Regions from separate parts of the Mus musculus genome. Here regions 2, 3, 4 and 5 are each linked to region 1. Evidence: chromatin loops called from intact Hi-C (ENCODE). Cell type or tissue: left cerebral cortex. All regions are shown on one strand. Region 1 holds the start of Gm30904 (a long non-coding RNA gene). Region 2 has its middle 390 kb from the start of Gm30904. Region 3 has its middle 400 kb from the start of Gm30904. Region 4 has its middle 320 kb from the start of Gm30904. Region 5 has its middle 330 kb from the start of Gm30904.

What was found. A loop is a pair of places that touch in the nucleus more often than their neighbours do. Peaks named below come from ENCODE experiments on the same cell type or tissue, not always from the same donor. Only the 100,000 strongest peaks of a DNase experiment are listed, where the experiment ranks them.
Region 2: it touches region 1 in a loop (2.5-fold over the local background); 2 of 42 quality-filtered maps call a loop at or near these places.
Region 3: a loop joins it to region 1, with 2.0 times the contacts of the local background. A loop is called at or near these places in 2 of 42 quality-filtered maps.
Region 4: it touches region 1 in a loop (4-fold over the local background); 4 of 42 quality-filtered maps call a loop at or near these places.
Region 5: a loop joins it to region 1, with 4 times the contacts of the local background. A loop is called at or near these places in 4 of 42 quality-filtered maps.

Annotation. Positions count from the first base shown.
Region 1 is chr2:8,342,390-8,347,389 of GRCm38, forward strand. Gm30904 (a long non-coding RNA gene) reads right to left here and starts at 2,939. Exons shown (of 3, transcript XR_373985.2): 1 at 2,748-2,939. In left cerebral cortex, no CTCF peak of the experiment used is centred here; a DNase peak (open chromatin) is centred at 2,563; H3K27ac peaks cover 4,899 bases.
Region 2 is chr2:7,951,558-7,956,557 of GRCm38, forward strand. No RefSeq gene overlaps it. Among named protein-coding and RNA genes, the nearest start is that of Gm30904, 390 kb to the right of the region's middle. In left cerebral cortex, no CTCF peak of the experiment used is centred here; DNase peaks (open chromatin) are centred at 2,888 and 3,703; H3K27ac peaks cover 3,183 bases.
Region 3 is chr2:7,942,901-7,947,900 of GRCm38, forward strand. No RefSeq gene overlaps it. Among named protein-coding and RNA genes, the nearest start is that of Gm30904, 400 kb to the right of the region's middle. In left cerebral cortex, a CTCF peak has its summit at 2,237; a DNase peak (open chromatin) is centred at 2,204; H3K27ac peaks cover 1,192 bases.
Region 4 is chr2:8,024,493-8,029,492 of GRCm38, forward strand. No RefSeq gene overlaps it. Among named protein-coding and RNA genes, the nearest start is that of Gm30904, 320 kb to the right of the region's middle. In left cerebral cortex, no CTCF peak of the experiment used is centred here; DNase peaks (open chromatin) are centred at 2,342, 2,877, 3,286, 3,435 and 1 more place; H3K27ac peaks cover 4,015 bases.
Region 5 is chr2:8,010,135-8,015,134 of GRCm38, forward strand. No RefSeq gene overlaps it. Among named protein-coding and RNA genes, the nearest start is that of Gm30904, 330 kb to the right of the region's middle. In left cerebral cortex, no CTCF peak of the experiment used is centred here; DNase peaks (open chromatin) are centred at 2,201 and 2,918; H3K27ac peaks cover 2,463 bases.

The sequences.
Region 1 (5,000 bases):
ACCATCTTTGCCTCCATTCATATTTTGCAATAACAATATTTATGCTGACTTGAGAGATTGCTACTTTTTTTGTTTGTTTTTGTAAGCTCTCACAGTAAAAGTTTGCCTTTGAATCTCAGAAGAGGCTTTGAACTTTGTCTTTTGTCCTTTTTGTTGCTTCTTTGAGATGGTGTGGTGTCTAACAGTAATTGTAAACGTGATAGGTCTGAGAATCAGTGAAGATAAAAACAGCTGATTTTGTCATGAGGGTGTGACCCACCCTAGATATTAATATGTGTATGGTACCATTTCATGTACTAGAATTTCAAATGCATAAAAAATGTTAGCTAGTAATCCTTCTTTTTTTCTCTTTCTCTCTCCCTCTCTTCTTTACCTCTTGTCATATTCCCCACCTCCCTCTATCTACTCTTTCCCTCCCTTTCCCCTCCTCTCTGGTGTCTGATTTGGGATGCAAAATGAGCAGCTGCCACATGCTCCTGCTTGTCTTTGGGAAGGAGCATTGTTTACCCATGCAAGGTACTTCTGTTCAAAGTCTTCATTTTCTATACATTATATTTTTAATTAGTTTACAAATTAGATGTTTTGTAGTTGGCTTCCTCATGCATTTGTGACTTGAGTTTACCTATCCTCTATGCTGGCCTCCCCCATATACCTTACCTCCCTACCCTACCCCATTCTAACTTAAACTTTCAGCCCAAAGTGAATGCCTAGTTATTTCAAGTCATTTGTGTTCTGACATTCTGGTTGTGGCTTTTAATTGGGTTTAAATGTCATGGTTTGCTGAGAGCTTTTTCATGTGCCCTTATTCTGCTTAAGTCTTCTTCTAGCTTCATTTCTCCATCTACATCTACAAATCATTTTTTTTTTTTTTTTTTTTTTGGTTTTTCAAGACAGGGTTTCTCTGTATAGCCCTGACTGTCTTGGAACTCACTTTGTAGATCAGGCTGGCCTTGAACTCAAAAATCCGTCTGCCTCTGCCTCCTGAGTGCTGGGCTTAAAGGCATGCACCACCACTCCTGGCTTACAAATCATTTTCATATCTGAATCTTAGTACTGCTTATACTCTCTGTTTTATCTACATATTACAGTTGCTCTTCCTTTAGTGTATCTTCCTCCAATGTCTTGTTTCTTTTCACCTATCAGTGCCTTTGACCTCTGTTCCCTGCTAAGATCTATCGAACTTGTGTTGTAACCTAGCTGATTCCCTATGTGTCTTCACCTATGACTCATGGGCCAAGTCTTTTGTGAAAACTGTTTCCTCTTCATTTTCCAGAAGAGAATAAAAACCACCTTCTCATTATTTAAAATTCTCTGTTGCCTTGACTTCTAAGCTGTCATGATCTAGCTTTCTTTCCTGGTTATCTTGGTACCTGTCATTCTTCTGATAACATTTCTCCATTACCTGAGCATATCATCTCTTCCAATACTACTGCTGCTTATAGTTGCTAGATATCAGCTCATCATTCCACATGTTTCACCCTGAGATTGCATAAGAAGAAGTTGAGCTGGGTGGGTACCAGTAGTCAATTTGTATCTGCCTCTTCCTCCTGAGAATGGCTGCAATGTGACCAGCTGGCTCCATGACCTGGTTATGACATGCTTCTCCTCAGGTCTTGAGTGAGGCTATGCCAGTGCCTGGCAAACAAAGAAGTGGATGCTCACAGTCACTATTGGATGGAACACAGGGTCCCCAATGGAGGAGTTAGAGAAAGTACCCAAGGAGCTGAAGGGGTCTGCAACCTTATAGGTGGAACAACAACATGAACTAACCAGTACCCCCGGAGCTCATGTCTCTAGCTGCATATGTAGCAGAAGATGGGCTAGTCAGCCATCATTAGGAAGAGAGGCCCCTTGGTCTTGCAAACTTTATATGCCCCAGTACAGGGGCCAGGGCCAAGAAGTAGGAGTGGGTGGGTAGGGGAGAAGGGTGGAGGGAGGGTATAGGGAACTTTCGGGATAGCATTTGAAATGTTAATAAAGAAAATAATAAAAAATTAAAATCTATTCCCAACTCAGGTAGCCAATTAATTCAAATAACCTAGCCCGAAATTCCAAGTTCCCTTTATTTAATTCACTGATAATAACCCCGTTCCTTCAGGGGTCCTCCAACTTAATCAAGAACAAATATTCTAAAATACACTGTTCTTTTGTGGGTCCTTTTATGAAGTGGATGATCATTTTAGTATAATTAGAATATACCTTCAATAATATTTTACACATTTATATAACACCCATCTCAGTTCCTGACAAAATCTTCTTCCATATGGAAACAAATTACTCATTTTTCTTTATGGGTGCATAAGAAAAAGTTTGCAAGAAAAATACACGATCATATGTAGATTCACTTCAGAATAGAAAACTAAATCAGTCAAATTTTGAACACTGGCATCAGTTTGGACACTGCACTGTGCAGTACTTCTGGCTAGTAGGTTCACATATTGGCTCCAGCATGCCTCTCTCATACTTCTAGCTCATTTTCCTTCCTCCTCAGCTAATGACTTCTCGGCAAATTTCTTCTAGCAAACAGAATCAGCAGATGAGAGCTGACATCTAAAAATACCCGCAAGTGCCATAGCGTAAGTGCCACCTGCCCACACACTTGTTGTCCCTTCTGCTAGAGTGAGAGAACATTTCTGCTGGAATTGAAAGCTCTGCTTTCCACTTCTTACTTTAAAGTCTTTTTATGTCACCTTCCCAAAGACTCTCTACAGTACCCTCTGTCTCATTTCATTCTCTTTTTTTCTTACCTTTCTCCACAGGAAACACGTCCAAGGACTCCTCAGTGCCTTTGTCTCTGTTGTCTTCTCTTTCCTCCTTAATTGACTATGATAGTGTAGATTTCCATATGATGTTGATTACAATCTAATCAGCTGAATCACACACACACACACACACACACACACATACACACACACCATGAGAGAGAAAGAGAAACAGACAGAGAGGGAAACAGAGACACAGAAGAGAGACAGAGGGAGAGAGAGGGAGAGAGAAACAGGGAGAATCCCAGAGAAAGACAGAGATAGAGGCATGGAGAGACAGAGAGACAGAAAGAGACAAAGAGAGAGACAGAGACAGAGAGAGACAGAGGGAGAGGGAGAGAAACACAGACACTCCGGTAACTTCCTAAACATTAAAGAGTTGATTATTTTCTAATTCTCTTTGAGTCTGCTCAGTTTACCCTACCATCATTTTTTTTTATTCCTCTGAAATCCCTTTCTATAATTTAGATGTGGACTGCTCCTTGGTAAAGATTTCTAAGCCGGCCAACTCCAAGATATCTTTTTTTTGCTTTCCTATCTAATTTATATTTTTAACAGAATTCACCTAGCACTGTGATGGAAAATAATTTCCATAAACTGAATTCTGTCAACATGACAGAAGCAGTTTGACATTTAAATGTGAGTTGCTTCATGGTGATTTCTTGGTTTAAGTCTTTTGAGTGGCCTCTGTGTCATTTAGATGAAAGGTGATGTCATAACACTAACCCAAGGTCTGGCTTTCATTGCCTTCTTTTTGTCTTCCACTATTCTTCCTGCTCTCGCTCTATTGTGATTACAAAGAATTCTTGGTATTTTTCTCAAGGCAGAGGCAGGCTCCAGGCCCATCCTCTGTAGGGACAACTGTTCCCACAGGTGTCCACATGGTTGCCTATAACTACCTTCAAATTCTGTTCAAATGTCACCTTGTTAAAACTACGTCCCTTTTGGTATAGGAAATGTGTTATTAGAAACTTGAAGAAAGGTCATCCTTGTTATAAAATGGCAGAGAACGTGGCTGAAATGTGTTCATGTGCTACTTGTCCATAAAAGGGGGAGCTTAGAAAAAATGAAGTAGGAATCTCATGCAGGGCACTCAGAATCAATCTATAAACAAAATATAGAAGCTGTGGCATGGTTTCTCTTGACTGCCTTATGGTAATTAACCATATAGAAATAAATTGAAGATTGGGTTTTTAATAAATAAGAAGCATGACTTGAAGATTCAGAAATCTCCTTTCCTGCTTATGTTCTTCATGGGGAAAACACATAACTCAGAAAAGAACAAAGATACAGCTCACTTATCCTTTGATTTAGATAGGCAGAATTTTGATAATCTATCATTTCAAACTGAAGAAGTCTGGTGACTAGCATATAAAACTATCTCAAAAGAAGTGACTCAGATATTTATAGGACCCTAATGTTTTCTGCCTGAAGCAGCCTCATGTCTGCCTCTCTACATCATGGTAGACACTCCTTGATCAATACAGTGGTGGCTCAACTCCATCAGGTCCTGGTAGGCTCAAGTGGTAAGCTATAGCAACTTCTCTGCAATCCTGTCTCCATGGTATACAAAATCCAAAATGTTCAGGGGTTTGAATTTCTCCATACAGGGTGCTAAGGATGCTCCAGTGAGCTTCCTGTCTTAGATAGAAGGTTTTTATAAAAACAATGTTATAAGAGAGAACCCATATGAGAGTAAGGCCAAAGATAGTGAGACTACTGTCCAGATCCTACACTAGGGTGAGGCCCAGAGGAAAGGAGAGACATCTGAAGATATATACTGAGATGTGGGAGAAGAGTGCTCCCATGACATACGAGTGACAGAGCCAACTGTGATCCCTCAGTATCCCATCCCTGCCTTATTCTATCTGGAAGGTAGGACAGGAAGATATGAAAAAAACTTTTCCAATTTTAAGGTACAATGTTTGTCTTATGCTCTGAACATGCTCAAGAACTGTCATCCTTTTCTTCTTTTCTCTATCTTGTCTGGGGATAATAACAAATATTCTGAGGCTATAACATCTGTGCTTTTTAGAAATACATAATTTGTTTGATATTTTTATGTCCAGTGAAGACTTCATAGACACTGCAATAGTGTAGTTTTATTGCAGATCTCAAGGTGAAGGTAATTAAGTTCTATCTGAATATCTGACTCATAGAAAATATGAGAAGAGTTCATGATTGCTTTCTTAGAGTTGCAAGTTTGGGGTCAACAAGCTAATTTGTTGACTGTAAGAC
Region 2 (5,000 bases), 390 kb before region 1:
TTGTGTGTTAATAACTCTTGGTTTATATGTTTAACACAAACAACATGTATAAACATTAGTGTTTTCCAGTGTAGAAAAAGTGGCTAAAATCTGTTGACTTGTTATTTGACAGGCTATATTTACAAATTTACATACTCCTTGGGTATAAGAAAGGGCTGGAGTCGACTGTGATGGTACACAGCTATAATCCCAGTAGATGTAAGAGTTTTTCATCTGTGAGTTCAAAGACAGCCTACCCTGAAACAACACACTGGATTGTGGCTCTCAGAAGCATTGGAAATGCAAATGAAGAAAATACCTAATTAAAATAAAATTAAAAAAAAAAAGAAAATTCCTCTACACATCAGAGGAAGAAGAAGAAGAAGAAGAAGAAGAAGAAGAAGAAGAAGAAGAAGAAGAAGAAGAAGAAGAAGAAGAAGAAGAAGAAGAGAGAACTAGGGCTAGTCCTGAGGCAACCATCATGTTGCTAGGCTGGATGCAAACCTGAGACAACCCTTTCCAGGTGCCACGTAAGCTTGCTTGAGAAGACCATATCCACAATGACCCCTGACTGGTGTTACATGGCATAGGTGGGACATAGCACTGTTGAAACCACTCTTAAGATGATTCTAGCTGCATATGTATCAAAAGATGGCCTAGTCGGCCATCATTACAAAGAGAGGCCCATTGGACTTGCAAACTGTATTTGCCCCAGTACAGGGGAACGCCAGGGCCAAAAAGGGGAAGTGGGTGGGTAGGGGATTGGGGGGGTGGGTATGGGGGACCTTTGGGATAGCATTGAAAATGTAAATGAGGAAAATACCTAATTAAAAAAAAAGATGATTCCAGAAACCTCCAGTGCCACTAAGATGAACAATTAAGTGGTGGAGGGATAGAAAGATGCAGAAGCAGAAGGATGTGTATACAATGTAGAGAGGCAGAACTGTAGACACAAGGGCAGTGAAAAACAGCCTGATATGAGTAGCCAAATATTTGGCCTAAGGTCATTATGTGTTCCTGGCTCATGCTCACTGAAAGTCATGTCTGGGCCCAGGGACCTGAAGCAGCAACTGTCTGCTACCCCCAAAGGCCAGGTGCACTTCAATGATCTGGTCTGCTGTTTGGGGCCATGTGAATGAGGGATGTGTAGAACTGGCCCCACCCCTCATCTTGGCATAACAGGAGAGATGTCCCTGCCCCATGCCATCTACAGTATTCTGTAGAGCAGGGCCCCACGTTGCCCAGGAAGCACAGTAGAGCTGTCTCTGACAGTGGGAGTTGTGGATGAGCAGGCCCTGAAGGTATGAGAGTGGGCGATCCCTGACACTTATCTGTCATGTGGTGGTAAGGTGAGAGATATTCTGCTCTCCCCTACCCCCTTGCCATCTGTGGCAAGTGGGAGAGCTGCTCCTGTCCCTTACTGGCTGCAGCACTCAGGAGAGTGGGCCCTGTACCTTGCCTGGGCATCACAGTAGAGCTGGCTCTGCTGGCAAGGATACAAGTGATCAGAGCATTAGAGCTGGCTCTGATCACTGGGCTCTGACTATTTGGCAGTGGGCAAGCAAGCTGGAGCAGTGCTAGAGAGCCTGCCCTGGTGATGTGATACTGGAGAGATGGCAGCTAACCAGCTCAGATTCTACCTAGGCCCAGATCTGGAGCTCTGAGTCGCCTCAATCCAACATCTATGCCATCTATGAACTGCTGGAGTGGGTGAAGGGGACAGTCCTGCACATCAAGAAATTCAGGATCTCTAGGACACAGGGCAACAACAGGATATCCAAGAGCAGTCCTAGTAAAGATCCTCAAACTAGGCCAAGACTTAATAACAGTGAACATTAGCAAGCCAAGAAGTTTGAACAGGATTTACTATGGGACACACTGTGGCATACTACAGCTTCCACAATGAGATTTTTTTCATTTAGGGTGTCTTCCATTCAGTATCCTGTCAGCCCTCCAGCTTGCCTCTCTGCTCTGGTTTCAATAAGACTAGTGATGAATGAGAGAATTTGTAGGAGGCACAGGACACCCTGTCTTTTCTCGGAACCTTAAAGAAAACATTCATACATGGACAAACAGAAAAATATACGAACTTAGTGTTCATGACAGAAATGTATTATGTAGTAACAATCTATTCATGGCTTTCTGCAATAACCTGTTAGCTCATTGCCTTTATGTACGGTAAATTCAAATAGAGATTATGCAGAAACTTACCATACAAAGATGGCAGCAAAGTTCACTGGAATTCCTCAAAGCAAAGCAGTACAAGAAGACAAGGCTTTCAATTCAATTGCATTGAAATCATTCACATTAAGCAAAATAAAATGATGATAAAATCATATTTTCTTAAAACATTTTTGGAGCAGGGAGCAAAACTCATATTAAGGAAACAACTTGCCACTTAAAGAATGTCAGCTTAAAATATTTCTCATATAGTGACTATAAAAATCTCCAGGTTTTGTAAAATGATTAACTAATATAGGGGGGAGACAGAATTATGATCTCTACTAGTTGGCAGATGATGCCCTCTTATAACTACTGTCACTCTGGCAGAAGCAATATGCTTATTTAAAAAGTATAACAGAGAATTAACCCATGTATATGTGCTCCCTTTACTTTTCTGAGTATGATAATTTTTTTTGTTCATTATAGTTGTTGGGGAAATGTTTAATGGACATCCATGTTTTGCACAGGTGGACCTGAACACCAAATATTTTTATGCTCACAAAGTTTGCAGTTTGCCAGACTGCAGCAAAACCACATTTTCATCTTAACTTTTGATGGTCTCTTTCTGTTACTGAGAATAAAGACATTCTTCTTAAGTTTTTACCAAAGCAGCTGTCTCTGATGGTACAGGGCCATCAAGAAATCTCACAAGCAAATGCCAAGAACGTCACAAGATGAGAGTCATCTTTTCCCTTAACATTTTTGGAAGACTTTCTTCATATCTATAAAATACCATCTCATAGAGAATGCAAATGCAGTGCCTCTAGAAGTGGCTTTTTACTCTCAAAATACGAAAAACAAGCAAGGGAATGTCACAATGGATTACTTTTGAAACTTGGTAATGTAATCCTATTTCACACACACACACACACACACACACACACACACATATACACACGATGAAGTTTCAGGACATAGAAATATGAAATAAATGGATAGGCATATTGCCTAGTAGGGAGAATGTTTGCCTAGTGCACAGGAAGCCACTATTTTGGTATCCAGCATTGGGTGTGGTAGATGTGCCTATAATGCCAGCACCTGGGAGGTGAAGACCGAGGGAGCAGACCTTTAAAATCAAGTTTAACTATATAGTAGACTTGAAGAAAACCTGGGATACATGGGACTCTGTCTCAAAGAAAATCAATAAAGTACAAATTAAGGTTCACTTATCAACTAAAACATATCCCATGAAAAGAGTTTCTTTTTGTAAAAATTATGTTAGACATTCAAATTTAATCTCTCTCTCTCTTTCTGTCTCTCTCTCTTTCTCTGTCTCTCTCTCTCTCTGTGTCTCTCTCTGTCTCTGTCTCTCTGTCTCTCTCTCTGTCTCTGTCTCTGTCTCTCTCTCTCTCTCTCTCAATGCTAGCAAAGATGACTATTATGCTGCTTTATAAGAAACATGATTTGGCCTCTGAAGTGTGTGACAACAGTGATTGTTGCATCGCTCCAACATGTACTGACTTGTTCAGCATAGAGTTAAAAAAAGAAACTTTTGCATACACTATGTCTTTGGCTTCAAAATCCATTTTCTAACCTTTGAAATTTCAGTAAAAATGTTCTCTCTCCTGTGTGCTGTCAGGGAAACCTCTCAGCAGTCACATTTCTAGCTTCTGGTTCTGCTTCTGTGACAGGGTCTCCTTGATTGAAGCTCTTTAACCAGATCAGAAGGCAGACCCCTGAGCCTCTGTGATCGTTTGCTTAGTGACCCCCTCAGAGAAGGGCAATGAATTGCTTGTTACTTTTCAAGTTTCTCAGAGATGGAGAGAATTTTATAAGCTCTCAGGAGATTGTTTTAAATGGGGTTGTTTTTAATTCACTGAAAATGGTCTGTGGAAGATGACTTCTACATAATTGTACCCATGGTGGCTAACTAGTATGTGTCTTTTTATGAAGTAAAGAGTTCATGTGCACACAGCTAGGAAGCACCTATGCATTATAGATGTGGTTACCAATGTTTGAAAGTGTTACCGAAAATAGGGACAAATTACATGGAAATGATGTCGTGTCAAGTGTAATCCTATCATTTATTTTAAGAAGGGTGGACCATGTTCATTATACTGAATCACTGCTGGAATGAACATTCCAGAAAAATAATGAAAGTTATCAGAAAACAAGTGTTGGTTTTGTTTTCCAGGAGAAAAGGAGGTAAGGATAGGTAGAAGATGGGTCAGGAGGGATAGGTTCATTTTCTATGGCCTCTTCGGCTATAACTGGATGCTTAACATCTCCCTCAAGAGCTGAGGCTTTAAAATCATTTAGGAGATGGGCTGCTTCTTGCTTCTGACTGATAATGGTTATTTTCAAAGTCCCTGTCTTGACTAGATTATTTATTCATCTATTTATGTATCTATTTATGTATCTATGAATCTATCTATGTGTTTACCTATGTATCTATGTATCTATCTATATGAATATATGTATGTATGTATGTATCTATCATCTATATATCTATGCATCTATCTACCTATTATCTATCTATCTATCTATCTATCTATCTATCTATCTATCTATCTATCTATCATCTATCTACCTATCCTCTGAGCTCTGTCAATCCTCCACTTCAAGGCCTTGAACACACTCATCTTTTATCTTTTCCCTGTCTCCAAATTTTGTTTCATTGAGAACATCAGTTGAGATTATGCAGTATGTATACCTCTTATAGCTGTCATACAGGCCTTGGATATTCTGTTTTTTTTATTTGAGAATTAATTATTTATATAAAAAAGTGATCTTCAGCATGAAACATATTACACTTGGATTTAGCAAACCTATATATTTACTATTATAATATGCTTGTC
Region 3 (5,000 bases), 400 kb before region 1:
AGCAGTCAAGGCTTAGTGATAAGTTGTTTTGTGATTACTGAACTGTGAATGCATGGCAGGTTAGCTCCTGTAGTACTTTAGAACTTAAGAATATATCACTATTGTGGATGCCAACAAGAGCTTGCTGACAGGAGCCTGATATAGCTCTCTCCTGAGAGGCTATGCCAGTACCTGACAAATACAGAAGTGAATGCTCACAGCCATCCATTGACTGAGCATAGGGTCCACAATGAAGAAGCCAGAGAATGGACCTAAGGAGCTGAAGGGGTTTGCAGCCCCATAGGAAGAACAACAATATGAACTAACCAGTACCCCCAGAACTCCCAGGGACTAAACCACCAACCAAAGATTACGCATGGTAGGACTCATCGCTCCAGCCTCATATGTGGCAGAGGATGGCCTAATTGGACATCAATGGGAGGAGAGGCCCTTGGTCCTGTGAAGGTTCTATGCCCCTGTGTCGGGGAATGCCAGGGCCAGGAAATGGGAGTGGGTGAGTTGGTGAGCAGAGGGAGGGGGCATGGGATGGGGGAAGGGGTTTTCAGAGGAGAAACCAGGAAAGGGGATAACATTTGAAGTGTAAATAAAGAAAATATCCAATAAAAACAAAAGAAAAAAGAATATATCACAATTGCTAAAAGACAAAAGGTTCTTGCTGATGTGGATTAATTTCTTTGGTAATCAGGTACTCTGCCTTTGTCAAGACGAGCTGTTCTCCTTGTGAGCTTTATAGCTCTCTGGTCTAATCATGCTCTCTCTCTTTTTCAACCTTCCACTTCATTCTCTGGCTTACTGTTGCAGTATAAAGCCAATCTTAAATTTCCAAGTATTTAGGGAGCTCTATTGAAAATGGATTCACCTCTTGTTATCCACTTCTGTAACTGTCCAGGTTACGGTGTCTCCACCAAAGCTATCAACATTTTCCCACCGTGTTTACTAATTACAAATCACTACATTCAGATCCCTGCTTTAATTTCTTCTTCTTTGACTTTGTATTTTTATGTCCTAATTACTACCTTACTTTTGTTTTAATGAACTTTAGCAACACAGAAGAAATAACAGTTGTGGCCAAGATACTGTGCAAAAGATGGACACCGTTTGTACCTCTACACTGCATTTACAATATGTTTGTGGGCTTCCACTTAGTACCTATTCAGCTGACACCGTATGGCAAGGAAGGTTGATTAGCTGTGATCCTCCTAATATATCTGAACACTTCAGTTTAAAATAGACTGAGTGCTAAGAAAAATCTTAACATTCCATGTGTGAGCCCATTATACTTTAATTATAAATTAAGCCATGCCAAGCCTCATGAATAACCTAATCACTGATAAATAATTGCATTTTGCCTTCAAAGGACCAAGTGAACTTCAAACAGGCAGTGATAAGGCCATGAGTCCATTTTAGAATAAATTTATTAAATGAGGAAAGACATAAAACCATGACTTACTAATCAATTTTGATATTTTTTTTCTTTTTCACGGGAACAAGGTATAGTGGAATGAATAAAGTTTTTTTCTGGGATTTATTTATTTTATTTTTTATTTTTTGGAAACAGTTCTAACTTCTGTGAATTTATATGTGTAGCATCTACAGCACAAAAAATACTTATTTTAAATTGGAGTTTGCTGATTTGCATATTACACTGTATTTTTCTAGTTCTTACTAAACTGTGGTTTCAAATTAAAACAGGCTTTTCTTTTTTCTAAAAAGCTTCTAGGTTAAGATGGGTTTTCGTTGTTAGTGGTGGTAGTGTTGGTGCTAGTGTGATTGTGTGTGTGTGTGCGTGCGCGCGCGCGCCTGCCAATGGGTACAAGACCCACGAAAGACAATAAAGCATCTTTTTCCTGGAGTTACAGGCGGTTATGAACCACTTCTGTAGGTCCTAGAAGCTGTACTCAGATCTTCTGTAACTGCAAGGCAGTGAAGTATCTCTCCAGCCCCTTATGTGAGTTATTGTTAAGTAAAAGCCTAGAGTTTGTCTTTCCATCTCCCTGTAGTTACTTATGTAACTTCCCGTCTCTTCAAGAATTTCTCTCCTGCGCCCTAGAAAGCCCAGTCATTCATGTTCCACAATCAGTGCAGATAACTTCTGTTCCTTTCCTCCCATTGCCTCTACCCTGCATTATCCCTGCAGCTGATCAAAGCTTGCTTTGGGACCAGAGCCCAGCCTGAGAGACCAGCAGCCACTCTTATTTTGAAGTGTCAAAGAAACTTGCTTCCAGCTCCCTCTACCTCCTGGTTACTGTCAGTGCTTCCATATCCTTGACTCACTGTTGATGATGCCTGCCCAGGCAATGGCACCAGGCCCTATCCTGAGCCACCTGACAGTTCTGTAACCTGACAACCCAGCGATGTGTACCTTAGCTGAGCGCAGCACTCACCACAGCTGCTGGTTCCCAATCAGTCTGTGTGAAATGAAAAGAGAAATGAATTCCTTGAATATGCACTGAGAATTTGTAAGCTTTCAAGGAAAGTTTCTTTGGGTTCAAGTTATTGCAAGTTCTTGTTCTAGGCAGAGCTGCTTCTCTCTGTGGCCTTTATATCCCCTCTCCTGCCACCAGGCAGTAGTATCAGAATGGAATTGGGACCCAGAGTCATCAAGCCTCCTCTTCACACAGTGGTATTATTGGCTGTAGGTGGGTTTCCTTCCAGGATATTTTTCTCGGCATTTGCAGTTGCAGTTCCATGGCAGGAAGTAAGGCGTTCCAGGTGTCTAGTGAGTAGAGGACAGAGAAGATGTTAAACAGCCTTCAGTACAAAGGGCATGTCTTAGTCAGGGTTTCTACTCCTGCACAAACATCATGACCAAGAAGCTAGTTGGGGAGGAAAGGGTGTATTCGGCTTACATTTCCATACTGCTGTTGATCATCAAAGGATGCAGGACTGGAACTCAAGCAGATCAGGAAGCAGGAGCTGATGCAGAGGCCATGGAGGGATGTTCTTTACTGGCTTGCCTCCCCTGGCTTGCTCAGCCTGCTCTCTTATAGAACCAAGATTACCAGCCCAGAGATGGTCCCACCCACAAGGGGCCTTTCCCCCTTGATCACTAATTGAGAAAATGCCTTACAGCTGGATCTCATGGAGGCATTTCCTCAACTGAAGCTCCTTTCTCTGTGATAACTCCAGCTGTGTCAAGTTGACACAAAATCTAGCCAGTACAGGGCAGTTATGCATAACAGGGAATTATCCATCTCTCTCAAAATGCCACTTGTGAAAAGGTTGAGAGTCTGTCACAGAGGGATGGGATGAGAAGGGCAGTCACAATGCACTTATAACAAAGAAATCCTACAACCCCAATCTATTTCTGGGTGATGCACACCAAATAAAAGCTATTGGTAGTGGTCTGAAGTGAACTCTCTGTAGAGCTAATTCTAGTTGAAGAAGGAGGATGTGGCATTCAGTTCTCAATGCAATAGTAGGACAGAGTGTGTGGAATGGTGAGGAGGAATGCAGGTATTGGAGTCATTCTTACCCTACCCCATCTACATGGAGTGAGATCTTGATCATGCCACCCTTGGAAATGTCTTGTGCTCCAGTCCCTCCACGTGCTTGGCTCTTCTCTCATTTAATTTCCATTCGTAAGTTTCAGAGTGCAGGACCAGACAAAGACAGCAGTGATGGCACTTGTCAGGCTGAAAAGTATTCAGTCAGAAAAACTCCCAAGCTAGAGTCATAAGTTCAGACTAAGTCATAGAAGCAGTGAATACATGTTGGTTTATTGATCACCCTTGAACAACAAAAGTACATGTCATGTGACTGCCTTTTTTGTCAAGGAACTTGGAAGCATGGACCTTAGCAGATTTTAGTTCAGATTAAAAGATTACATCGGATGGATATCTGATTGCCATTGTAAATTGCATTTAACTGAAGAACAATGTCCTTCTGTGCCAATCAGATGTTAGAAGAAGAATCACAGTCTATGAGTGAAGAATGAAGAAAGCTGGGGTGTTATGATCAGCATCATGGACTATTGGGAGAGGCTGCTCATATCAGCCTATAACTGCTTTTATTTCATTTTGCTTTTGTTTGGGTTTTTAAGATCCCCCTTTTTAAGTGTCACTTTCATGCAATAAATTGTACAAAGCAATGAATTTTGACAACTACATTACATGCATACACCTAGTATACCAAAGAAGATATGAGAGCAGTTTCTCTTTAGCCTGTTCTCAGCTTCTGTTCCCATCCTTTTACAGAAGAGAATGTTTGTTTATATCTGTTTATCTATGGAACTTGCTTTTTGTTCACATAGTGCTTTCTAGAATTGTCCATGTTGGTGTGGACATTACACCATAGCTGCACTTTAATGCCTGGCTCTTTCCATGGTGTGGGGAGAACAGGAACGTGATGTTGTTACTCAGAGAACAGGAAACCCTTCTTTGGAAAGAGCATAAGTTCCTTTTACAGAATAATGGGGTTCATTTGGTGAAAATTAAGGTATTAGAGCTGTGTTCTTTCTAGAATTTCTAGAGAGTAATCTATTACCTTGTCTAGGGACCCCTTCCTCCATTTTCAAACCTGAGAGTAGCTAGCCTCTTGATTACTCCTGCCCTCTTGGCTTTAGCTATCTGTTCCTGCCCAGTTTCCTCTCAAAAAGAATCTTAAATTTACACTGAGCACATCTGGCAATCCCAAATAATGTTTCCATATCAAAGTCTTAAGTATACCCCCATATCCTTTGCCATGTGAAATCACCCAGTCAGAAGTACCAGATATTATGACTTGAGCATCTCTGATGGAAATGGTGCATTATTATTCTGATTCATTAAGATTCCTACATAAACTGAAACCACATTTGTAGCATCTAAATTACCTCTTACAGAAGAGCGTCATCCACGAAAGAGAGCTGTGAATGCCTCCCCACCTCTCCTTGTTCTGGTAAATGTGAACCACTTTCTCCAGTCATCTTATGCTGTTGTTTTGCTCTACACAGGAGTACCAGGCCACTGAGCACTTAAAGACAGATGCTATAAGATGCTATAAGATGCCTGTGGACTGAG
Region 4 (5,000 bases), 320 kb before region 1:
TTTTTAACAGCTGAGTAGTACTCCATTGTGTAAATGTACCACATTTTCTGTATCCATTCCTCTGTTGAGGGACATCTGGGTTCTATCCAGCTTCTGGCTATTATAAATAAGGCTGCTATGAATATAGTGGAGCATGTGTCCTTAGTAACTGTTGGAACATCTTCTGGGTATTGCTGGATCTTCCGGTAAGAAGGAAGACCAATGTGTGGATACTTCATTCCTCCTTAGAATAAGGAACAAAATACCCATGGAAGGAGTTACAGAGACAAAGTTTGGAGCTATGACAAAAGGATGGACCATCCAGAGACTACCCCACCCACGAGTCCATCCCATAATCATCCACTAAATGCAGACACTATTACATATGCCATCAAGATTTTGCTGAAAGGACACTGATATAGCTGTCTCTTGTGAGGCTATGCCAGTGTCTGGCAAACACAGAAGTGGATGCTCACAGTCAGCAATTGGGTGGAACACAGGGCCCCCAATGGAGGAGCTAGAGAAAGTACCCAAGGAGCTGAAGGGGTCTGCAACCCTATAGGTGGAACAACAATATGAACTAACCGGTACCCCCAGAGCTTTTGTCTTTAGCTACATATGTAGCAGAAGATGGCCTAGTCGGCCATCATTGGGAAGAGAGGCCCCTTGGCCTTGCAAACTTTATATGCCCCAGTACAGGGGAACTCCAGGGCCAAGAAGTGGGAGTGGGTAGGGGAGCAGGGCGGGAGGAGGGTATAAGGAACTTTCAGGATAGCATTTGAAATGTAAATAAAGAAAATATCTAATAAAAAAAATGTAGATGTAGAACTCTCACCTTCTCCTGTCCCATACCTGCCTGGATGCTGCCATGTTCCTGCCTTGATGATAATAGACTGAATCTCTGAACCTGTAAGCCGGCCCAATTAAATGTTGTCGTTTTAAGAGTTGCCTTGGTCATAGTGTCTGTTCAGTAAAACCCTAAGTAATTCAGACATAAATTGCTGAAAGAAGAATGGTAAGAAGTCTAGGAGGCTTCAGAGATCATGGCCAGAGGCGAAAGCATTTTGTCCAGTTCTAAATGGTGTCAGTACACATCAGTAGAATAAATGTGCTTAAATAACAGACTGAATGAAGTACCTATAGTGGGCTCAATATAAAAAAAGGACCACCCCCTAAAAATGGGGAAGCAGAATCTTGTTTGCCAAGCTTGGATAATGTCACTAAAGGAAGACAGGTGTGCATGAGTTAGAAGTGAGACTCAAGGAAGAGAATAGATTTGTGGGCCAAGGACAGCATTAGAGTTTTAGGTTTCTTTCCATTCCCACCATTCCCTTTAATCATATTAACACATGTCTCATATGACACATGGTGACAGTGAAGTTATAAGAGACTGAGTCTGTGTTAGCTCAGGTACTATTACCAACCTGAGCAGCATAATCAGGATTTGGAGCCATTGTTGCTGGATTTCAAAATTCTTAACATTTTAGGAAAATGGTTAAATAAATTATGCATATTTTCTACTTAGAGAATTAGTAAAAATTCCCTATGACCTTAGGATAGGGTATATTATCAGCATTAAATATGAACATTTTGAATTATAAAAATGTATTACAATATGATGTAAATTATGCAAATTATTATCATTATGGACACCTTTTCAGTGTGATTACCATTGTGGAAAAGTAAGATTTTTCCTAACTTTCAGGTTGGTTTCAGATTGCAATGACAAGTTCAAGCTGCATTGATTGGTAAATAGAAATACTGAGGTTAGTAACATATGTTGTCAAAAAATGATGACATTTTTATTTTCACCAGAAATTTTGTGCGAAATCTGTGGTATTAATGTGCTACGTAATAGCCTGTTAGTGTTTTCATGTTTAAAGTACCTGATATCAATGTCTTCTGAGCATTCATTTGGTGGTGAACTTTGAAATAAAAATAAAATCTGAAAATAGGATCGAACACATAAAACAGAACAATGCTACTATAGCAATGGCCTCAGTATAACAGTACAGTCTGCCAAACTTATGAGACACTCTGAAATACAGAGACAACTTTGGGGAAATTGGCATTATTTGAATGAGTAAAGCTTCTGTTTACAAAAATCTTCCTATGCCGAGGCAAAGATAATGAAAATTATATAGGGCCAAAGCTCATGAATTATAGCATCATAGAACTGTGGTCGTCAAAGTTCCAGGTGCTCCCACACTCTTAAATACTGAGGCAGGTTGTAAACTTGGTCATGAGGATTATGGAGACGACACGGTGGATAGAGGTTTCGCCATGCAGGAAGACTGAGCTTCGGAACTCTAGAACCCACTTAACAGCTATGTAGTTGTGGTGGCTACCTATAATTTCACTGAAGAAGCAAAGACAGAAGATGTCTGGTTACCTAGGCAACCGGGTTCCGGATGAGATTGTGCCTGAGTATAAAGTGGAGCACGATCCAAGAAGATGCCTAGTATTAACGTCAGCCTCCACAGGTATGTGCACACGTGAGCAAATATGAGTACACACACACACACACACACATGCACATACACACATGCACACACACACATGCATATACAGAACACATGAAAAACTACATGAATGAAAAGGTCTTGTGTTAACTGTTTTTACATGACCATAGTTTTTCCAGTCCCTGTTGTCTTATAATAAAATCCCCAGACAGGAGGAAGGATGTTATAAATATTGTGGATACTTCTAACTAAGCAGTGAAAAGAAGGCAGCACTGTTAGAGGTAGAATGCTGAATACTGGCCACGCCTCCGAGACTTCATCTGCATACAGAACCCCCATCATCAGTGTTCTGAACAATCATGGATGCGCTAAGAAATTCCCACGACCTAGCCCTGTTTTCCAGAGCCCTTTGCAGTATCCTAACTTTAGCATTGGAAGCAGCTTTTCTTCTGTCTCTTCTTGCTATTGGAGGGATAGACAGGCGTGTTGGTATAGATGTCATCCCTTGCATTCTGGGGAAATAGAACAGCTAATTAATAATCCAAATTAGCATAATCCCCGGTTTCTGCTCCTAACAGTCAGCAGGGATAGGTTTTGAATTTAGAGAAGAATTCAAAGAATTTTGACACTGTACAGCAGTGACCCTACAGTCATTAATCAAGATGCTCAGGTTTTACTGACATGGGTACATGACAAAGTTATACATGGCTTACCACTGGCTGCCTAGCAATTGCAATTTTATCTGAAACTGAAAAAAATGCCTTTAATTAACCATGTTGTAGCACTGTCTGCATCTTAGCACTTGGAGTGTGTGCTGACAAGGAACTGGGCAGCTTACCAGTATAGAAAAAGTCCATAATGTAACAGATAAAAGGGTTAGGAAATAACATAATAAACTTCTGAGCCAACAAGCAGGAGGACTGAGTTATGTGAGAACTCACATGTGTAATGCAGTGCATTTGAAATCTAGTACTGGGGAGGCAGAGACACATAGATCCCTGGTACTTGGTATTCAACTCATCTAACCTACTCAGAAAGTTCCAGGCCACTGAGACCATGTTTCAAAAAAGATAATCTCAAGAATACAGAATACACCCAAATCAATCTTTGAGCCTTCATATGTGTGTACCCATCCTATGTGAACATACACATACATGCTCATAGGTACACACAGACACAAAAAGTGACAAAAAAAGACCATTGCTGTGCACTTTATATCTACTGTGAACAGACACCATGACTACCTGTGTGCTGCCATGCTTTCTGCCGTGGTGATAATGGAATGACTCTCTGACACTGTTAAGCCAGCCACAATTAAATGTTTGCCTTTGTAAGAGCTGCCTGGGTCATGGTGTCTGTTCACAGTAATGAAATCCTAACTAAGACACCACCATATCAGACTTTCTATGTGTGTTACTGGGGCCTAAATCTAGAGCTTTCAGTATATGTTGAATGAGCTTCCTCCTCAGTCCTTGGTGTTTGAGGAAACAGGGTCTTATTCTGTAGCCCAGACAAGCACCCAACTTGTCATCTTCCTGTCTTCCTCCTGAGTGTAGGATTATAGCTATGTACCTCTATGCTTGCAACAACTTCTACATCTGATTATATATATAATTTTAAAATATGTTATATATATTTATATTATATATTTAAAATTTAAAATATATAGAAAATTCAGATGTGTGTATGTGTGTTTATGTGTATGAATCTATGTGAATTTATGCTTTATGTATGCAGTTTGCAGAGGCCAGAAGAGGACATTGGATGCCTGAATTTGTGTTTGTAAGCCACTAACATAGTTGCTAGAAAGTGAACATGGAACCTCTCGAAGGGCAAGAAGTCCTCTTAGCAATTTAACCATATCTCCAGACCCTATTTCCTCCTTTTAACTGTCTTAAGCCTATAGTCACCATTGTGAGGTGCGCAAATTCCATAAATCATTCCTCGTGATGATATTTGGCATTTCATTTTACAAAGAATCAACTGAAAATGCCTGTTTCCCATTAGAACAAGTTCAGAAATAAACACAATGGAAGTTAATTTTATTGGGAGTTTGCTTGATATTTTTCATAAATAAATATCTCTGGGAGCTTGTTCTATTATACAGGTGCTGAAGTCACAGAGAAGCTAAAATATTTACACCCGAAATAATGTAATCAATTTCAAACATTATATATCCAAAATTCCATTATTCCAGACATTATTACGTAGAATGGTTGATTGCAATGTCAAATGCTGCATTTTTTACAAAAAATTATGAAGTATGAGTTTTTTGTTCCATTGTTTTCCATTTTCTCCCCAATATCTTCATCATTTTGAAAGGATCACGCTTTGAACAAGCAGCAGATGTTAATACAGAAATATAGAACATCTCAATTTTCTCACTGCTAACTCAGCTTTACTGAGCCAATTTCCCAGTTCTCACATTTCTGAGTCCTCGGAGAAAATGCTAATTTAGATTGTTAAAATTGACACGGGTGAGGGTATAAAGGGTAATTAGCATAAAATCCTACACAAAGTGTTCTTAGCACCATTAATCAACACCCACCTAGGCGTATA
Region 5 (5,000 bases), 330 kb before region 1:
CATTTTCTTTGATTGTTGTGCCGATGTTCTCTATGGAATCTTCTGCACCTGAGATTCTCTCTTCCATCTCTTGTATTCTGTTGCTGATGCTCAAATCTATGGTTCCAGATTTCTTTCCTAGGGTTTCTATCTCCAGTGTTGCCTCACTTTGAGTTTTCTTTATTGTGTCTACTTCCCTTTTTAGGTCTAGTATGGTTTTGTTCATTTCCATCACCTGTTTGTATGTTTTTTCCTCTTTTTCTGTAAGGACTTCTACCTGTTTGATTGTGTTTTCCTGTTTTTCTTTAAGGACTTGTAACTCTTTAGCAGTGTTCTCCTGTATTTCTTTAAGTGATTTATTAAAGTCCTTCTTGATGTCCTCTACCATCATCATGAGATATGCTTTTAAATCTAGGTCTAGGTTTTCGGGTGTGTTAGGGTGCCCTGGACTGGGCGAAGTGGGAGTGCTGGGTTCTGATGATGGTGAGTGGTCTTGGTTCCTGTTAGTAGGATTCCTACGTTTACCTTTCGCCATCTGGTAATCTCTGGAGTTAGTAGTTATAGTTGACTCTGTTTAGAGATTGTTCTTCTGGTGATTCTGTTACCATCTCTCAGCAGACCTGGGAGACAGATTCTCTCCTCTGAGTTTCAGTGCTCAGAGCACTCTCTGCTGGCAAGCTCTCTTACAGGGAAGGTGCGCAGATATCTTGTTTTTGGACCTCCTCCTGGTCGAAGAAGGAGGCCCAAAACAGGGCCTCTCTCAGAAGCTGTGTTGCTTTGGCAGTTCCCAGAAGCTGTCAGCTTCTGTGGTGCAGACTCTCACCTGTGCAGACTAAATTCCTAAGTTCCAGGGAGTCCTGGAACCAAGATGGCGACCGCTGCTGTTGAGGCTGAGGCCGCCTCCCAAGCCAGGCGGACACCTGTCCTCTGGTCCAGACGGTGGCCGGCTGTCTGCGGCCCGCCAAGGGTGCTGCCTCAGCGGCTTTGTGCTTCTGCCTGTCCCAGAAGCTGTCCGGTTCTCTGGCGCACCCTCTAACCTGTTCAGACTAATTTCCTAGGTCCCGCGGAGTCCCGGAACCCAGATGGCGACCGCTGCTGCTGAGGCTGAGCAGCTTATAGATTTTTAACTTCTTTAGAAGGCCACTGACTAACATAAAGTCAGTACAATGCCTGTTTGTGCTATGATGCTTGCAGAAAGTACAATACAAAGTCCTATTGTATGTGAACAGGGGAAATTTCAAGACTCTTAATCTTGGAGTAAGGTGGATAGTAATGAACTCCATTTATACTATGTATTCCTAATCTGGGATTAGGTTTAATTTTTCAAGTAAGTGCAATGAGAGACAAAAATGTAACAATTTAAATTAATCAAACCTTAATAACTTGCTATTGTAAAAAGCAGTGTTACTTAACTTTCTTGGGCGCTTTCTGAAAATAGTGAATTGGAGTATATTTTCAGATCACACTTAGCTGTGAAGAACTGAAACTACGGATAGTTTGAAACCATAATGCATTAAAAATGGCAACTTATTATCTGCAGAGAAATCAGGAAAATTACCAAGAAGGGTATAAGGAAAAACAAAAAACAAAAATAAAACAAAACAATAGAGTCATTTGTATTTGTAACCAAACTGGAAAGGGTCATCTCCGGCTATTATTCCTTCCTACCAAGAATTTAAAAACCTTATCATAAAACAGAGAACATGCAGAGAAAATTTGTGAAATATTAAGCAAAGAAAACAGACAGAAGAGATTTCAGGAGACAAGAGGTGAAAAAGTATATTCTGTGAATGAATGGATAAATGGGCTGTCACATGCTTTGGAACACTGCCCAGTTTGACTCTTGACAACATAGCAGTATAGGTAGATATTAAATGATTAAATCACATTTAAAAGTAAAACTAAAAAATTCTTTGTACCATTTCACTTAATTCGTACAAAATCATTGAAGTGAGAAATTACAGAGATTGAGAATACAGCTATGATCACTAAGGGTCAGGCCAAAGAGAGGCAGGAATTGTGAAGGTTAGTTAAGGGTTGGTACAAAGAATCTTTGTGGGAACAACATTACACACTGAGTGCACCAGATTAACCCTATCTCTGTATGTGTCGATTTCTCCAGGATTCACACCTACACAAATCAATACAAGTGGTCTGGAAGAATTATGGATAAATTCCGTGTATTATTCAGATGTATTCACCACCACTACAGCTGGGCAAGATAATCTGATTGTAGAAAGCTGGAGAACAGTCACACTTACTTTTTTTTGGTGACATCTTGAAAATGCATAATTATTTCAAAAGCTTAAGTCAGTAGAAGATGCTATGTAAAATGCTTTTAAAAAAGTAAGAGTAAGTCTTCAGTTCTCTCAGGGAGGAATCTTAGAGAGGAAACAGGAACAAATAACAGAAAGAAAACATAATGTCATAGGATTTATTGGTGTTAAATATAAATGTAGCACAGAAGGAGACATGAAAACTTGGGGACAGGTGACTGTTGTCCAGCAGCACCCAGTGCACCTTTTAGCATACAAAACCACAGTGACGAATCAGAAAATGGGTTCTGCTGTGTCAAAAGAAACGCAAGAATCATGGACACAGATATTATTAGTCCATTTGTTTGGAATTTGAACTAAGACCAAAAACCTCTGTGATTACATACGTTAGGAAAGTGCTTGCCTGGAAGGGGGTCCCATTTGGCTAGAAATGCGCCCAGGGGAGCTCTCCAGAGTGATGGGATTAATGGACACCTTGGGAAGTGTGTGGGTTCCACAAGTACACGCTTTTGTCACAACTAATCAAATGCCATACTTAATATGAGTGCATTTCTATGGATACAAATTATACCTTCATTTTAAAATGTCCTTTAAAAGGAACTTTAAGATTGCTCTCTCGCACTCCCCTATGAGTCACTGCCTGCACTTTCTGAAGCCCACGCAGCATCTGGATCGCTGGAGAACAGAAATGCGGAGCAGTTCTTGCAGGCACTTTGAGAACTTTAGATCAAAAGGCCTCCAGTCATTATTTTTACATGGTTACAGGTTGATCACAGGCTCTTCAAGAGTCAACCTCGTGTTAACCTCTACATAGTGAAGAAAAAAACCAAAAGTGACAAAGTTGCCAACATGTGCTTAGAAGGAAAAGGAGACTTTGAGTACATGTTAGAGGAATGCAGACAGCTTCCTATTTTTTTTTTTTTTTTTTTTTTTAGAAAACAAAATAACAGAAGGGATTATCAGACCTCTGCAATCAACACTTCAAGTAGACTTTAGGAAAATGGGAACATCACAGTCACAGAAGAATTTCAACCTAATTCTCGTCTGTCTTCAGAAATAAGCAAACACACATCACACAAAAGGAGCCTACTGAAAGGACAAACTATGCTGAAAGCATCCCTAGGTATCACCTTTAACTCCTGAAGGCGTATTTCTCATTGCTTTAAAGGCTGTGACCATACAGTCTTGGCCGAGTTGAACTGTTCCCTGTGAGACATGTTAGCTGGGAAGCCTGCTCACTGCTTTTATGCTTTGATTTGATTTGTCTAAGGATACAGAATGGTTCATACTAATAAATAAAGAGGCCATGACACAATGTCACTGACAGAATTTTATGAAACACGACTCATTGTATCATTGTCTGTTATATATATTTATTTATTACACTCCAGATTTTATTCCCCCTCCCCCTGTCCACCCTCTGACTGTTCCACATCCCATACCTCCTCCTCACCCCATATATACATATTATATATATATACATACATATGTGTGTGTATACATATATATATATATATATATATATATGTAATCAACTGAAATAAAAAAAAAACAAAGAAATTAACAAAAACCCAAGTCTGAAAATGTGTTTTCAACTTGTTGCAAAGAATAAACTCTGTTAAGAGGTAACTTGAAGCAAGATCATGATTAAAAAAAAAATGTCCAATGGGCCTCTCTTTCCAGCGATGGCCGACTAGGCCATCTTTTGATACATATGCAACTAGAGTCAAGAGCTCTAGAGGGGACTTTTGGGATAGCATTGGAAATGTAATTGAGGAAAATATGTAATAAAATATTTTAAAAAAATAAAAAATAAAAAAAATAAAAATGAGGCTTTCTTAAATGTTGGTATTTGGAAATGAATAACAATTAGACTTTAAAGCCCCTGTCTAACACGGCATTTTACAATATTAATTGCTCACTTACTGACATGTTCTCATTTGAAAAATGGTTGACATGTTTCATTCATTCCTTTTATTGGTTTGGTGTCCCATTAGCCATGGCTATTAACTCTTGTATATTAAAGGGAATAAGCAAGAGTCCATGTGGTTGCATTTGTTGGGCAAATATGCACAGAATGCAGCAATAATTCTGTTTAGATTTTGAGAAAGAAATGAGAGGTCTCTGCCTTTGTAACCTTTGTTGAATACCTGTGTGAGATGGTGAGGGTACCACCATGATATAGATTTACTCTACCTGTGTTTTGTGCCTAACCCTCAGTAAATTCTCAAACCTAATCTCATCTGTTTTCAGGAAAAAATTAATCCTTAAAAAACAATGGGTGAAAACCACATAGTTTGTAGGTAGGCATTTACAGAGGACTATGTGCTCATTGCGTAATCCAAAATGTAAAGATCACTTGGTGATTGTTTGTTTTGCTTGTCATTTTGTTTGTGAGGAATTTTCCACCTTAGGATTAGGAGAGACCCACCCTGAGTGTGAATGACTCCACTCCATGAGCAGGAGCCCCAGGCTGAATAAAAAGGAAATGTGGAGTTGATCACCAGTATTCATCTCTTCTTCCGTGCTGAGATTATCCTGTAGTCAGCAACCTCAAGTTCCTGCAGTATGATGTCCCAGCCATGATGCACTGAACCCCAGAATCTGCGCCAAAACAAACGCCTAATTGATTAAGTTGCTTGTTAGGCATTTTTTTCCCAGAGAAATATAATGACAAGAAATTAATGAGCCACTGAATCATTTCCTAGCTGTTATTACACAGGAACCCAGTCTCATGGTTTTCAA